2 separate regions of the Homo sapiens genome follow, and region 1 is linked to region 2. Evidence: chromatin loops called from intact Hi-C (ENCODE). Cell type or tissue: IMR-90. All regions are shown on one strand. Links, peaks and the distances in the headings refer to the core of each region. The heading gives the core; the rest is flanking DNA. Region 1 overlaps DROSHA (drosha ribonuclease III). Region 2 has its middle 790 kb from the start of CDH6.

Evidence for each region. A loop is a pair of places that touch in the nucleus more often than their neighbours do. Peaks named below come from ENCODE experiments on the same cell type or tissue, not always from the same donor. Only the 100,000 strongest peaks of a DNase experiment are listed, where the experiment ranks them.
Region 1: it touches region 2 in a loop (9-fold over the local background); 2 of 110 quality-filtered maps call a loop at or near these places.

What each region holds. Positions count from the first base shown.
Region 1 is chr5:31,478,704-31,487,235 of GRCh38, reverse strand. It overlaps DROSHA (drosha ribonuclease III), which reads left to right. Exons shown (of 36, transcript NM_001382508.1): 14 at 674-745; 15 at 2,274-2,355; 16 at 3,608-3,682. Among named protein-coding and RNA genes, the nearest start is that of DROSHA, 49 kb to the left of the region's middle. In IMR-90, for the core only: no CTCF peak of the experiment used is centred there; no DNase peak of the experiment used is centred there; H3K27ac peaks cover 2,394 bases.
Region 2 is chr5:30,397,536-30,406,067 of GRCh38, reverse strand. No RefSeq gene overlaps it. Among named protein-coding and RNA genes, the nearest start is that of CDH6, 790 kb to the left of the region's middle. In IMR-90, for the core only: a CTCF peak has its summit at 4,379 (motif pointing left); no DNase peak of the experiment used is centred there.

The DNA of each region.
Region 1 (8,532 bases), core at 445-8,444, 1.1 Mb before region 2:
TTAGGCATGGTACCTGATGACTCTTCTGCCTTAGCTTCCTGCACTGTTCAGTGGACATGGTAGCCAAACCCATGTTATAGGGATGTTGTGATGGTTACATGAATGAATATTGTGAAGCATTTGGGACACTGCCTGGCTCAAAAAATGTTAGCTATTATTATTTTTATTATCATTTGTTATTATTATATTTATTACCACAATTGCCTTTGCTTAAGAGCCAGATGGGCAGCATGAATTGGGTGTTTTCAGTGACCTATGAATCCATAATTGATGAGTTATCACCCTACTATCCCTGATCTGCCTAAGGAGCCAGAGATTCTAAAATATTTTAAAAACTTGAGAAACAGAAATGTTTATGGTTATGGTTTTATTAATTCTTTAGAGGTGATACTTGTGGTTTTAATGGGTTCTTGTCATGTTTGTGTTGCTGCTGCTAATACTGTTAATTAAGCACCACATTATGCAGGTTTCTTGGCGAGGCCAGGCCAGCTGGGTTCTTGTCATTAAAATCCAGCAGTTGTGGTCAAGCTTCATGTGCAGTGTTGTTAGCCGCTGAGATGAAGGTGAAGCCTTCTCATTTGGTTCATGGCCTTTTGGGTCAGGTAACAAACGTGTATAATATGAGCCTGCAGGGAGACGTTGGGGAACTGAACCTCACTTCTTTTTATTGCAGATTCCACTGTGTAAAGTAATTAGATTCAACATAGACTACACGATTCATTTCATTGAAGAGATGATGCCGGAGGTAAGGGAAAAGATTGTGTGTGGTTTGATGTAGTTTGCTCTTTTGCTTGTTCCATACTACTATTTTAAAGCATTGAACTTGGCCAGATCTGGCTTTTGCCAGGAATATCTCTAAAGTATCATATTCACTGTTGAAAGAGTCAGTGAAATGTAGCTCTAGTATCAAGGTTAAAATTCAGGCCAATTTTCAACTTGTTGACCTGTTTTTATACCCCTTTCTCCTTGTGTTACGTCTGCTGATATTAACTTTACATCTGTTTCTAGTTTCTTTTACGTAGGGGACAGATTTTGGTTACTGGCCATTATCAGAGGGGAAATTGGAATAGTGAAACAATCTGATAGCTGTTGTAATAATCTTATTCGTTATCTCCAATGACAAGATCAATGCTTGGTTCATTTTTCTTCCCATATATTTACATATTTTTCCTAATTGTTTTTCATTGCGAGTGCTCAACAGCAGATTTATCTCAATATATGCAAGAGATTTAAAATTCCAAAGGAAGATTAATGTGAATCTCAGAATGATTCATAGTCTGATCTTGAATTTAGTGGTGTCAACAAATCATACTAAGAAATAACAACTAGACAGCAAACAAGCTTGTGCACTTAACATTGTGTTGGAGTCAGGGTCAATTTCCGGAGCCCCTGGCTCTGCTTGCAAACCTTGTTTAATGGGACAGCTCTGTCATGGGCAGGGAGTGTGGAGGGGGAAATTGATCGGCATCACATGTGTGCCTAGTTGGCACCTGTTTCATTCTGAGCAAGTGTTGTTTATTGTACCTTCCTTTCAAAAAGAATTAAAGAAAAAGAACCACCCCTTCATTCTCCTGCTTTAGAAGGGTTTTTTTTTTTTTTTAACTTCCTTTTGGTTTTTAAGGTCATATGCCTTCATTTGCTATTGTAAAAGTTTATGACTTCTGGCGTGATCTCACGCAGGGTGATTTATGAACTCCGAGCAAAACAAGTAGGAGGAAGAATTATGAGATAAGTCTCACTTGCAAATATATCTGTTTAGCTTGTTTACAGGAGAAATTTTGGTGCAGAGTTGTATAATTTTCTTAGCCCTTTATTTGCATTCATTACTTTTTGAACTTTTTGGGTACACAGGACCTCTGTTTTTTGGTAACTCCATGACAATTATGCTGGATGTATGGGGCGGGGGTGGGGGACAAGCCTATCAGGTGCATATGTATAATCTGAATTAACAAAACATCCTCAGAAGATTCTGACACAGTTTATAATTGAATTAGAAAAATATATTAATATAAGTGAGACTTTACTTTTTGAATTTCTTATTTTATTTGTATACTGAGAAGGGCTAAGTTGACATTAAGGAATCCTAGTGGCATTATTGTCTATTTCATTTCCATCTGAAACTAGCGATCAGTGGCCAAACTCTTCAGGAAACTATATGGTCTTAGTATAGTTTTAACAGACACTTTTAAAGACACTTGACAAGAACAAGTTGAACCTTCAGTTAATGTATATTTTGCCAAACTACAGTAATTTAATTTTGGTTTATTTTTCAGAATTTTTGTGTGAAAGGGCTTGAACTCTTTTCACTGTTCCTATTCAGAGATATTTTGGAATTATATGACTGGAATCTTAAAGGTAAGTAATAGGATTTAAAGAAGAGAGTAGTGTTTATGGAAGAACATTATGGTATATGTGAAAACTCTTATAAAAGTTGTAGGGAGATAGTTGAAATTTCTCTTATTTTTTAAATACCCAGAGAAAAGTGTTATTCACAGGAATGCTTGTTATCATTTGACATGAATAAGTTTCTATGGATTTTACTTTATACAGTTTGACAGGGCTTATTATTAGCTGGTAGCGGCTTGAAGATGGTACCAGTTATTATGTGTAGCTACCTTGATATATGTGTACCTGGGAAATTACCATTAGTTAATATTTTAAATCTAGTAAACTTTGCTGTAATAAATCTTCTAAGATGCAAAACTTTGGTTAGTCATTAAAACACACACATGCACACACGCAGACACTTAGAGTGAACTAGATAGATTCAAAGACTTGATGCTTGGTTCTTGGATAGTAGCTTACTTTTTTGGAAGTATCCGTATTCTTTTTTTTTTTTTTTTTTTTTTTTTTTTGAGACGGAGTCTCGCTCTGTCGCCCAGGCCGGACTGCGGACTGCAGTGGCGCAATCTCGGCTCACTGCAAGCTCCGCTTCCCGGGTTCACGCCATTCTCCTGCCTCAGCCTCCCGAGTAGCTGGGACTACAGGCGCCCACCACTACGCCCGGCTAATTTTTTTTTGTATTTTTAGTAGAGACGGGATTTCTCTGTGTTAGCCAGGTTGGTCTCGATATCCTGACCTCGTGATCCGCCTGCCTCGGCCTCCCAAAGTGCTGGGATTACAGGCGTGAGCCACTGCGCCCAGCGGTTGGAAGTATCCGTATTCTAGCAAACAGTTACTTATTTATTGGTGAATGGCTTTTCAAACTGATAGCATTTCTCAACATTTTTTTTTTAGTGTAGTGATTAAAATGGGAAAGAATGAACACATAGTCACATTATATCATGCAGTAATTCAATTATAATAAGTCTTGATAGTTTTGAATTTTAAAAATAATTTTACTGTATGTATTTGCTACTTGGGGCTTTCATCCTCTTCTTGCCTTCCTGTAGTCTCCTCATTGCAGTCTTCCTTGGGTGCTTGTGGCAGTTACCAATGATTGATTTAGCCACTGAGGAGGAGTGGCAGGAGGTGGTGGTAATTTTTATGCCTCTACTTCTGGTGGTAGTTTTTGTGGTTATCATAAATCTTAGAAATTAAGTTGCAGTGCTTGTTTTTTAAGACTGAGTTTTCTTTTTTTTTTTTTTTTCTCATTTGTTTGCTTCAGGTCCTTTGTTTGAAGACAGCCCTCCCTGCTGCCCAAGATTTCATTTCATGCCACGTTTTGTAAGATTTCTTCCAGGTAAATCTTCTGGCTTGTCAGTGACCTGGTGAGATAGTGCATCTGAAAATAAGCTTGCCATTTTCCTTTCAGTCTTCAGGGACAACTTTCCCACCTTCGATACTGTTAATTATCTACTTCTCAGGTTAGGCACGGAAATGTAAAATTATACATGTGGATTTATATCCCTGCATAAATTATGGTAGTCCAAATTAGATGAACAATGGAAGAACAGATTTATAAATTTTAGAAATCTACTTGACAAAATATCATGCGGGTGTGTTAATGTGGAGAAATGATTGTGGCTTAAAAAATGCATATGGCTAATTGGAAAACAATAAAAAAATTTAAATGCAATATGATTATAACTGCTGAAAAAATTACTGTAATAATAGTTACATTAAGGTAGTAGGATTATAGTGATTTTTTCTTATCTTTTGACATGTGCTTGAATTCATTTTACAGTGAAAAAAAGGTATAAAATAATTTTTTCTCCCAATAAAATATAGGGAAATATATGACAGTTTTTTAAAGCAATATTTTAACTGTTTTCTAATTTTTTAAAAAGAATCCACCTGTAATATTTGGCATTATATTTAGTGTTTTTAAAAATGCTTGGAGTCAGTTTAGTGACATGTACCTATAGTCTCAGCTATTTGGGAGGCTGAGAAGGAAGGATCGCTTGAGCCCAGTGAGGGTTTGAGACCAGCTTGAGCAACATGGCAAGGCCCTATCTCTAAAAATTAAAAAAAAAAAAAAAGTATTTTTAATGAAATCTTTTGGTTGCCTTTTTGTTTGCAAATCTTTCTCCTTGAGGCTTCTGGCACCCTATTCCCACTCCTTCTTTATTTATTTCCTAGTCAATTACCTGCTTTATCAAATGCTGTGAAACCTGGCTTACAGTTTCCTCTCTCCACAAGGTTCTGTTACCAGCCTGGTGAACTTCACTTACCATTCTACCCTGAGCTATATAATTATTTGACTTTTTCTACTGTAAGGATTGTCACCACTCAGCCGCTTAATCTTAAGATAAAACCTTGGACCATGCCACCAACCTACATTAATTTCTCCCTAGAATTTGACTCCATTATCTCACTTTCTGGTGACATCCTTCAGTCTAGCCTCTCATGTCCCTATTGCCTTTGCATCTACTTGGATCTTCCCTCTTCTCCTTATGTATGGCTACTTTCCTTTGCCTTCCCCACCAGGTCCTGTGCTCTGATGTTTACCCTGTCAGTTCTAGCTGTCTTAGCTGCCTGTATGGCCATCATCTCCGAGTTAATGTCATCAATCCAACTGCTTGCCTTTTCTTCTATATATGGGCCACTCAGTAATACTGAAGAGTAAAACATAGCTGCTGCTATAAATCTGTGGTCTATAATCTTGGTTGGGGAGCTTTTCTTCGTGTAACCTTTCCACCCAATATCAGCAGTTAAAGAATTTCAGTGCTGTGTTTGTGCTGTCCTCCTTATGCCTCCTGTCTTCCCATGGGCAGAAGCCCCTGTCTCCCTTGGGCAGGAGCCCTTGTCTCCCTCATGCCTGAGAGCCCTGCAGTGAGCCTGTCGGAGTCTGGCTTCCTCCAGTGCCCTTGTCCATTCACAGCCAAGTTTTGCTTCAGTGCCAGACCCTCTCTAACTGTCCCTAGCCCACTGTAGCTGCCGATGCCAGAGGCAGCCTCCTACAGACCAAGTGCAGAGCATGTGCCTCAGTGTTAGTCTCTTCCCTGCTCTGGTGCCTGGGTGCTCCTTACTTTCCTCCTGTCTCTTTGACTCCTCTTGTGTGGCTTTAGTTTCTTGTCTACTCTGTCTGGTTTAGATTTTTCTCAAGATTTTTTCCTGATACTCTTTCCTCAGTCCAGGCAGTCAAAATGGCTTAGTTTATTTTAGGTTAGCATTACTCAGATTTTTAGTATTACTGTTCATGTTTATTTTGTTTAGAAATGCATTCAAAGGCTTTTCTCCTTTTTATATCTGGTTTTGTTTTATTGAGATGCCGTTTCTTCTCTTCTGGTGAATGAATCTTTTGATTTTAGAATGGAGCTTCAACAGTAAACTTATTAGAAAATGGTGTTAGAGTGAATTTGCTGAAAAGCCTTTTCCTTTCTATATCTACTTTCCTGTAGGCGTTTTATGACCAAACAGATGTCTGAGAGAAAGTGGGCAGTTTTAAAATCACCTTAAAGAAAAATCTGCTGTTGGATATTTACTTTGTGAGATTTCAACTCTCACGTAACTATGTGGGGATAACATTTAGGTTGTCATAAAGAAAAAGGTCTATTGATTTGTTTTTAAACAGGGTTTACCTTTTCATTAGACTCCCCTTTGAAAATATACATACTAAGAAGACCCCGAAGGATACAGAAAAATACCTGATGTATAAAATGCATTTTGGTATTAGATAGGAAATTACGGTTGATTTGTTATTCATAATGTGACTTTGTTAAAGATCTTTTAGAAAATGGTGAATTAAAAAAAAACATTTTGATATATATTTTCATTTTTTTCTGTGCAGAAGGGTTTTTTTTACGTAGTTGTCATCTACTAGTATATGATTTGCATCTATTTTTTAATAATTCATTGAGCAGATGGATATTTTTAAAGATTGTGATATATAGTGCCAAATTTCTTGTCAAAAGAATAACATCAGTTTGTGCTGCCATGAAAAATGCATTATTATTCATTTTTAGCATTTTGCCTTTCCCATCTTCCTTCTCTCCTTTCTTTCTTCCTTTTAAAAAATTTCAGTGGTGAGTTCCATGAGGCTGAAGAGTAAACATTTGTCTGTCTTGTTGTATCACTAGTGCTAACATACTTCATGGCACATAGCAGGGACGCAGTAAATGCTTGTTTACTGATTTTATTTAATTGGTCATAATAATGCCTTATCTAAGTATTCATGTTTTTGGTTACTAGTGAGTGTGCTTTTCAAATAGTCTTTGGTATTATCTCTCATTTTTATAAAGTAAACTTTTGGTTGAACTATAACATAAATACTGAAAAGTGCATGGATCATGAATATAGGACCTTAGTGAGTTTTTACAAAGTGAATATGACCATCCACCCAGCACCCAGATCAAGATTAGTAGCTTCCAAGAACCCCCTTCGGACCCCTTTCCAGTCGCTGCTGAGACCCTCAAGGGTAACCGCTATTCTGACTTGAAACACCATGTATTAGTTTTACCTGTTTTTGAACTATAAAAACTAGAATTTTATATTCTGTTTTGCTTCTGTCTTTTGTTTAATGTATTTCAGAATCATATCCTGTTGCACTTAACTGTAGTTGGCTCATTCTCACTACTATATAGTATTATATGGGATGACTAAATTAAAATAAACCTATCTATGATTAATGGACATTTGAGTATTTTCAGTATATATATATATATATATATATATACTGACATTGCCAATAGAAAAACGGGCAAAAGACTTGAATGAGCACTTTAAAAAAAACACTATCTAGGTACCTAATAAATATATGAAATAGTGCTCCATTTTATTAGTCATTAGGAGAATGCAAATTAAAATCACAATGTGATACTTCTGAACACACATCAGAATGGCTAAATTGACAAAGAAAAAATAAATGCCAAGTGGTGAGAATGTGAAATAACTTGAATTTTCATACACTGTTAATGAGAAGGTAAAACAGTACAGTCACTTTGGAGAACTGAAAGTGTCTACAAAGCTTAATATACACACAGCCAGAATTCCACCTGGTATGGTATATATGTAACAGAAAAATATGTATATATGCTCACTAAACAACACGTACATGTCTTTGGTGAACGTACATATGCTATTCAAATATACAGATACAGATATATAGTGAATATATGTTATATATAGTGAATATAGAACATGAATATAAATGTCATGAATATATATATATCTAATACCTTCTCTGTAGATTGCTTTTTGATCTTCTTGATGATTTTTGTTGAATAGAAATTCTTAATTTTTATGTAGTCCAATTTATAGATATATATTCCTTTATGATTAGAGCTTTTTGTATCATATTTATGAAATTTTCGCCTACCCTAAAGTCAAGATACTCACTTATATTTTCTTCACTTTCAGAGCTGTAATCAGTCTTGAATTTGTTTTCACAATTCGTATGAGATATGGGTCAAAACTCAGTATTTTCAACGTGGGTATCCAATTGACCCAGCACCATTTATTGAAAAGAACAATTTCTTTCTTTAGAAAATTGAAGTGTTGCTTTTGCTTTTGATTGAGTTGACTCTGTGTGTATGTGTGTGTATACAAACAATACAAAAGTATGTAAAGTAAAAACAGTGAACACTTCCTTCTGAACATGTGAAAATGGGTAAATGCTGTAAATGGCTTGATTTGTATTGTTTTAACTGCTTTAAGGAGAATTATGCTTTTTTTCTTCAAGTGGAATAACAATATGTTACACAACTTCCTTTTTTTTTTAAACTCAGATACTTCAGGCATTCTCTGTACTGTAAATGCTTTGCTTCATTCTTTGATGCATACTTAGCATTTTATAGTATGGATGGACATTAATTTGTTTATAATTCCTATGGTGACAAATATTCTGGAGTTCTCCATTGTTTCCCCATTTTGTATAAATGCTTCAGAAATAGTCTGTGTCTATCCTGTTGCATTTGTTTGTTTCTGTAAGGTAGAGTTCTAGTAGTGAAATTATGTGTTAAGATAGTATGTACATTTTAAATTCAGAATGATGTTGGCCAAGTTTTCTCTAGAAAGGACATACCAATTTGTAGTTCTGACCAACAGTACTCTTTCTGACCAACAGAAAGTACTCTTTTTCTATACACCTGCCAATACTGGATGTTACTAGTCTTTTTTTTGAGACAGAGTCTCACTCTTCTCACCCAGGGT
Region 2 (8,532 bases), core at 422-8,421:
TCATACCACTGGCAAATGGTTGTTAGCCAATGACTCACTGATACAAAAGAATGGATGCAGAGTTGCTTTTCTAACCTTCTGGTAGGTTTAGCTTCCAAGAACAGCTGCTAGATAAGTCACTTGCACGGGAATCCCCATTTTAGGCTCGCTTCTAGGGAACTTGAAGTCAAGCACACAGATTACTACCACCATGTACCAGCATCTGTACTCATATATTGTTGTTTTCATCTTGTTACTACAGAATAACTAATCATATTCTTATCTGAAGATATTTCCAATAATTTTTGCAGTGAATTCCATTCTATTGCACAGACTTGGGGCACATTTTCAATTCTCACCTGTTTCTCTTGCATTATCATGTTTATCTCTGTATGTTACTTTCATTAACATTCCGCAGTTTCTCCTCTTTTAAAAAACTCTTTTTTCTTATCCCATTTCCCCAGCTGCTATTGCTGTTTATTTTCTTCCCTTTTCAGTGCCTCTCAGAACTGTTGTTTGCATCTGATGTCTCCAACATTTCTTTTCCAATTTTCTCTTAAATCCTGTCCAAACATGCGTTTGTCTCCACTCTTCCCCCACAACTGGTCAAGCTCACCAGTGATCTTCAAGTTGCTAAACCCTGTGGTCAATTGTCAATTTCACACCACCAATATGCAGCATTTGATGTAGCTGAGGGTTTCCTTCTCTTTGAAACTCATTTTTTATTAAACTCCCAGGTTACCATACTCTTTTGGTTTCCCATTTACCTCTTTGTTTTCAACATTTTTATTTCTGTTTCTGCTTCCTCTTTTTCTTTCAGCTCTCTTAACGTTGCGGGTCCCAGACCTCCGTCTTCCGATTTCTTGTCTTGTTCTCTACACTTATTCCGTTGGATAACACCATCTGTGTTACTGACCATCGAAGTTATACCTCCTACCCATATATCTCCCCTGAAATTCAGACTCATTTATTTTTTATCTCATCTCATTTATCTGTTTCATCTACACTTAATTATTTTACCAATTATCAAAAGGTAAGATATGCTGCAAGTGAAAACAACCCCATAAGTAATTCGAATTATTTCATTCATTCTGCACGTCCATTGTGGACCAGCTATGCCAATGCTTCGCATGATCTTCACTCCACATGGAAGCCAACAGAACGGCCTGTAGACTACTGCAGTTCTTGTGGCAGAGGAAACTATGCAAGAAGAAATGAGTGCTGCCTGTTCAATCTTCTGCCAACTAGCTTGAAAGCCTCTCCTTGCACTTCATTGGCCAAATTATGTCACCGGGCCAAGAACAAAAAAAACCCATGAATTTGTTAAAATATAGGGAAACAGGGCCTGGTGTGGTGGCTCACGCCTGTAATCCCAGCACTTTGGGAGGCCGAGGCGGGCAGATCACGAGGTCAGGAGATCCAGACCATCCTGGCTAACACGGTGAAACTCCGTCCCTACTAAAAATACAAAAAATTAGCCAGGCGTGGTGGCGGGCACCTGTAGTCCCAGCTACTCGGGAGGCTGAGGCAGGAGAATGGCGTGAACCCGGGAGGTGGAGCTTGCAGTGAGCGGAGATCGCGCCACTGCCCTCCAGCCTGGGAGACAGAGCGAGAGTCCGTCTTAAAAAAGAAAAAAACAGGGAAATAGATAAAACATTCTGTGAGAGATTTTTAACATAGCACTTATATCCTACGACAGAGTAAAAAAGAACATGATGGAATTTAACAATATAATTAACAAGACTAAATTTTACGTGAAAACAGTGTTTGGACCTAACAACCCAAAATTTTAAATAGAAATTGATTGTAAAATTAATTGCAAATAATACTTTAATATATTTCAAAACATTTTATGTGCGACTTGTCACATTACCTGAACAAATACATTGGAAATAAACGATACAAGATTTTAAGATTTTATGGCTTAGTATTTAAGAAGTAATTCAGTAAATTTGTATTTTATCTAATAAGCTAATAAAAGAAATACTGTATATAGCATACATAAATGATATAATGTAATATGACAACAGAATATAACAAATTTAGATAAGGGTAAGAAAAAGTTTATTAAAATTATAAAGATTTGGCCAAATATACTTAGAGGAATAATTATAATTGTTAGCATTGGTATTATTTTTAAAATGTTCATTGAAAATGCCTGCCAAAAATAAAGATATAAAATAAGGAAACAAATGAAGTGAGTATCCAAAATAAGATTTTAGAATAGGAGTCAGCCCTATGGATATTATAAACAAAGAGTTTACAAACAATAACAAAAATTATGTTAGAAAATAGAACAAAAAGATACACCACAATCATCAAACAATACAAAGAACCGCTACTCATCTGCTTCTCTACACTTTCATAATCTGAATCATAGATATTGATGTTCTAAGTTATTCTTTATTCTTTTTTTTTTTTGCTTTTTTCAGTATCTTCAATAATTTGAAAGCAATAACACAGAAAAAGAAATGCCAGGAATTCTAAAATCCATATTCCAGGCCCAATATGTTTTTTTTTTCCAAGTCCTAGAGATAAATGATTGAACACAAAATGTAAGGATAACATCTTCATCAGTCAGGAGTGTGTTTACCTATAAACAAGAGAAAACCCCTTCATGTAACAGTTGCTCTGGCTATGGATGCTGCTTCTGTGATCCAGACAGGAGGAAGAGATACAGGGCGCAGGACTGCAGAGTCAGGCCACTCGAATATGACTATTTGTAAAAGACTTTTTCTGGAACCCTCCATCAGTATTCTTAAATAAATATTATGACCTAGAGTTGAGTTACTTGGCCACTCTTGCTTCAAGAAAATCTAAGACGTTTATTATTTTTAACAATACTACAAAAAACACATTTTGTTGTAACTTTAGTTTCAGTGTTTTTTTTTTTTTTTTTTTTTTTTGAGACAGGGTCTCACTCTGTTGCCCAGGCTGGAGTACAGTGACACGATCTCAGCTCACTACAACCTCTGCCTCCCAGGTTCAAGCGATTCCCCTGCTTCAGCCTCCCAAGTAGCTGGGATTACAGGTGTGCATCACCACACCTGGCTAATTTTTGTATTTTTAGTAGAGATGGGGTTTCACCATGTTGGCCAGGCTGCTTTCGAAATCCTGGCCTCAAGTGACCCACCTGACTTGGCCCCCCAAAGTGCTGGGATTACAGGCGTGAGCCACTGCGCCCGGCCTAGTTTTAGTCTTTTATAAAGGAAAAAAGAGAATGAATGTTAAGTGGCAACCAACAGTTTCATTATAATTACTTCAAGAATTCCATGTAATGGTTTTGTAGTGCCATGTAAACCATAATTATTATGGGGTAAACCATTAAAATGAAATTATTACTTTGCTGAAAATAGCAGCATAAAAAATTAACAATTTATTATAATTACTTAAGCTATTTATAAGCTTGTCAGACATGTACTAATCAATTGTGCATCAATAAAAGTTTTAAAATATTAGCACACCTTGGAATCCTAAAGATAATAAAAATTCTATTCTTAATAATAAAAATAGAATAATGTAAGGATAAAACTATAACATAAAAAGAGCATTCTTAAAGAAATATCTAAAATCATACTTGAGTATATTTAGAATTTATTAACTTCTGGTTAAATACAAGTGAGATTAAAATTCAAATGCTCTGTTATTGCTGGGGGGAAAGAAATAGAAAATATTTAAAATCAAAATTGTTCTAAAAGAATCTGGGATAAAATATGAAACAATAGAAAATAAAATGCCAAAAATATATGTAACAAGCACCAGCTATTACCATGGATTATAAAATCAGAATAGACAAATGAAATAAATCAAGTTAACATAATAGAATTGGAGTGAATGGAAAGAAAAAACTAATATTCATCAAGTAAATATTAGATTTGAATAAAAAATGTATTTTATTTTTAACATGTTATTTTTCTAAAAGTGAAGGCTATGGGCCTCCAATTAAAAAAATGTATCTGTGGATGAGATAATTTACATAGGGTTTTTTTTTTAACATCTATCTTTGAGTTTATTTTTTGGCCAAGGGCTACCTTAATCCACTGCACCTGTAAATTAATGTAATCTGTATTATTGTAATCCCTAAATGGAACAATGGAGGTGGAAACTTCAGAATTTTTACAGAAGGACAAAACTCTTGTAAGAAGTAATCTAAGAAGGGTTTGCATATAAATGTATGTAAAATTGATTTCCAAAACACAATTGCCTATATTTAAATAAATGCAGGACAAAGGGGGAAGGAGAGCTAAAGTCTTTCCTTCCCAGACTAACTCTAGACACTGTCACTACTAATTGAAACTAATTTACATCTGATCCCAGGGACAGAATTTCTGAATTCCAAAAGAATTAGGATTACTGACAACCCAACATGACCTTTCTTTTCACCTGTCTTATGTCTCTCTGCCGCCCTCAGCTGGTAACACTGATGCTTCCTCTACAGCTGATGAGATTTATCCTTGGAGAAGAAACAAATACCATGCTTTTTGAACATTTTCGTAACCGTCTCACATGAGCACATACTAAGTTTTCAAAAATGACTTGAAAGGGTAGATTTATTTTTTACAATAGTCCCTTCAAGGAAAATATTTACAGGTGATGAACATGGCAAAGTGACACCAGAGTAGAGTTCTTGTCTTGTGAACAGTAACACTGAAACTATGACCACCAGCATAGTGGCAGAAAACAATCTCAGCCTGTGTTTTCTCTTGTGATATTAAAAAGTGGAGAAATTGCAGAGACGTCAGCAACAGTTAGAATGAAGAACTTTCAGAATTCTGTGTTAAAATTGGTGGTTCAGATATTTCATATCACTTAGCAATATCTCCTAAAACCACTTACTCCCTTTGAGAAAGTGAAACCTCAGAGACTAAAATGTAGAAATATTTATAGCTACAGATCTCATAGACCTTACTATCTTAAATGTCATTGAAATAAAGATCGGGAGACAACACATTATGCTACGTTTGAATTGTTAGTGGATCCTCATGGTTATGTTTGAGGTTGTGTAGTTTATGCTTAAAAAATTGTCTTTTGGTTTATAACATCAAAAAGCAGCCAATTAGTTGTCATCAAGTTCTTTATTATTTTCAGTTAAATACTTTACCTAAGGGCTGCAAACATTTTAACCATGTTCAACTTTAATACATTATTTGCAGTAGCACTTGAGAATGTGTTTATTTCTTCAGCTTTAACTTTAATAAAATCACATGGCTTCCATCAAAACATTTTGCATAGGATTAAAAAATTTTTAGAGTTTCTACAAAGTAATGAAGTGTAACATGTATCTCATAATTCATCCCAATCTCCCGAGAGTGACCATCTTTAGGTACTCACAAACAATTAAAAAAACAACCAAATCATAGTTGTCCCAATGATGAATGCAAAGTTCTGAAGTAGGCCAGGTGCACTGGCCAGTGCTTATAATCCCTGCACTTTGGGAGGGTGAGGCAGGAGGGTCGTTTTAGATTGAGAGTTCAAGTGTAGCTGGGGCAACATAGTGAGACTCTTTAACATTTTTTTAAATTTTGCCAGGCATGGTGGCACATGCCTGTAGTCTCAGTTACCTGGGAGGCTGAGGGAGGAGGATTCCTTGAGTCCGGGCAGTCGAAGCTATAGTAAATCGTAATTGCACCACTGCATCTAGCCTAGGTGGCAAAGGGAGACCCTGTCTCAAAAAAACAAAAACAAACAAAAAACAAAAGTTCTAAGGTAGGAGAGAATGGTGGCAATGGCAGGAAATTGGGAGAAATATAGCAAAAATTTACCCAGATTTTTAAGTGTGGGAGAGATGAAAGTCAGGGATATGAAAGTAGCAAAAATATCTGGATTGAAAGGTGGGCAGAGAAAAATAACCAGGCGATGAAGTCCCTCTGATCCCAGAGAAGACTTATAATGAAGCTGCAGTGTCCAGTAAAGGAAACTAGTGAGCCAAAGCCTGAGACTGAAAGCAGGAGACAGTATCTGAAATGAACTAGGAAGTTATACCAAGAAGACCCATGCAACTCGAGAGAGGCGAATGCCAGGGGCTAGGAACTGGAGGAGAATTCTGGAGAAGATTGCAGTAGCTCAGGATAAACCTTTTCATACAGGCTGTTGACCAGGCACTATAAGATAAAAGGCAAAGTAAAGATGAGTTTGGAATTTGTCTCAGGTTGGTGCCAGTCCTAATCCCCCCGCTTTTAAAGCAGCCTCACCAAAGCTGACCAGGGAGCAATATATGTTTTAATAATTTTTGGAGGTTATAGCATGCTGAAATGTACATAATTTATATATTGTTTTGTTTTGTTCTCAACTCTCTTCTCCTCTCCTTCCTTTCCTCACTTCTTTCTTCTCCCATACTCTCCAGTCCCATAGTCTCCTTAAAGTGACAGAGTTGAGGGTTGCTGCAGACATCATATGGCCAGAAATGTCTAAAATATTTACTGTCTGGGGCTTACAAAAAATGTACTGTCCTCTAGTCTAGACGAGATGGTTTTCAAAAGTCTGTCTTAAGTCTTTCTGAGGTCTTAACAAAGGCTTTACAATCACCCCCATGATACGAGCTTTACCTTGAGGTTTTGTTTCCATAGTAGTATTGTGGATATTAACTTTACCATTATGTTATTTCCTACTTTGAAGACATTTTTGCTAAATGGAAAGATTATAGTGAAAAACATTTTTATTTTCTATCCCAGAAAATGCTGGCTTCTTTATATTTTGGCTAAATTCTGCTTAAAGTAAAATATTTCAAGTTTTACTCTACATTTCTGTCTCTATTCCCACCTATCATATACAGTTGAAATAAACCAGTTGACACTTTTGATATTCTGCTTGGAAATCCCAAGTTAGATTCCCAGATCTAAGATTGCTTTTTATTTTTCATGTTTTCGCAGGGCACAGTTTTACTAAATAAACTTTCTGTCACATATGTGATCTTTATTCCAGGTTCTTATAAATATTTTCTTAGTGTCTTTTGTTTTCCTGCTAACAGTCTTCTTGATATCTTTCTAGCTTCTATTCATAGCCTAGTCAAAAAGCTAATGTCATACCTATGAATCCATGGATTTAACTAGATCTCGTACTTGTTTGGGGGTAAGTTGTTTTTGTTTTTTTTTTAAACAAAAAACAAAAAACAAAAAACAAATCCTTCTTGTTTTTACGTCAATATTTTTATTTCTTTTCAGAGAATTTCAATAATCCATGCTCATAAAAATGTACTGACTTCACCTAGGTTTTAAAATGTTGTGATATGTCATTATGTATTCTTGTTCTGTGATCCTTATATTTTATTGTATAATAGAAAATTATTTCTTAAAATCTCATATAACAACTAGGTCAATTAAAAATATAATCCTTTAGGTTGATTTATCAAATTTGGTGTATGAGTGAGTCAATTCAAATATTTTAGCTTTTAACTTTATTCATTTCCTTTTCCTATATATTATGGCTTATTTCATGTTTTGCCTGGTGCACTGATTTAAATGCTGAATTTGCTAATTCTGATTTTTTCTAAAAATGTAACTGCTTAAATTTTATTCCACTGCTTAATTTGGCATCATGAAACATGAGTTTTAAGTCATGCTGAACAACTTTTTAAGAAAATTATTGCTTTGCTTTTCCAGAAAACTAAATAATAAGGTTTATGTCAATGTATATCTCCTTGTACCTTATGCATTTTGAGGCATTTTTGAAATCTGTATTTCATTATTTGATTGATGTTGCTTAAGACAGATTCACCAGGTATGGTTTGGATAGTGCTTTGATTTTATTGACTGTCATTTTGTCATCAATTGTCTTAGCGTTAAACAATGCTATTTATTCCTGTTGAAATGAACATGGTTTCAAGTTGTTATAATTTTCTGTAATTTAAGATGGTTGCTAAAATGTCAAAAATGAAAATTGTGTCTATTAGAATCTTAAAAATCAACATCTTTATTGTGCATTATGAGAGTTAACACATAGTTAACTTCTGCATTTGTAAACAAATTAAGTATAATTTAAAAAGGAATTTAAATTAACTGATTATTTGTGATATTAATTACAAATTTAAAAATATAATGCAATGCAATTTAAAATGATATACTCATTTTACCCTGACCATGAGAACTCGTATCACTATTTTTATGTTTTGAAAGATATGAACTTTCTGCATACATCAGAGTTGCTGTTATGATTTATATTTATGTGTACACATGATGATTTCCCACTAACATTAAGATGTTCAATAACACACACATCATTTGTGTTAATCTTGGTTTTTCAAGCATAAACATTGTATTGGTTGGTCCACTTGATCAATCAGGATTCTACTGAACAGTCCATATGTGTGATAAAACTCCTTGAGAGAACAAAACTTCATCAACATTTTCCAGAATTGGTGTTTTCTACTCTAACCTCTTGTCTGAATTCTATTCCCATGAATGAGTAATGCCTACTTCCTATGTGACTGCCACTATTCTCAAACTTATGAGTAAAACATAGAATGGGGAAAAATACACAACAAGCAGATAAAATTGCTGTGTGTTATTGTGAAAAGGGCCAGCCAGCAACTGCATAAATCTCTAATATTTAGCCAGG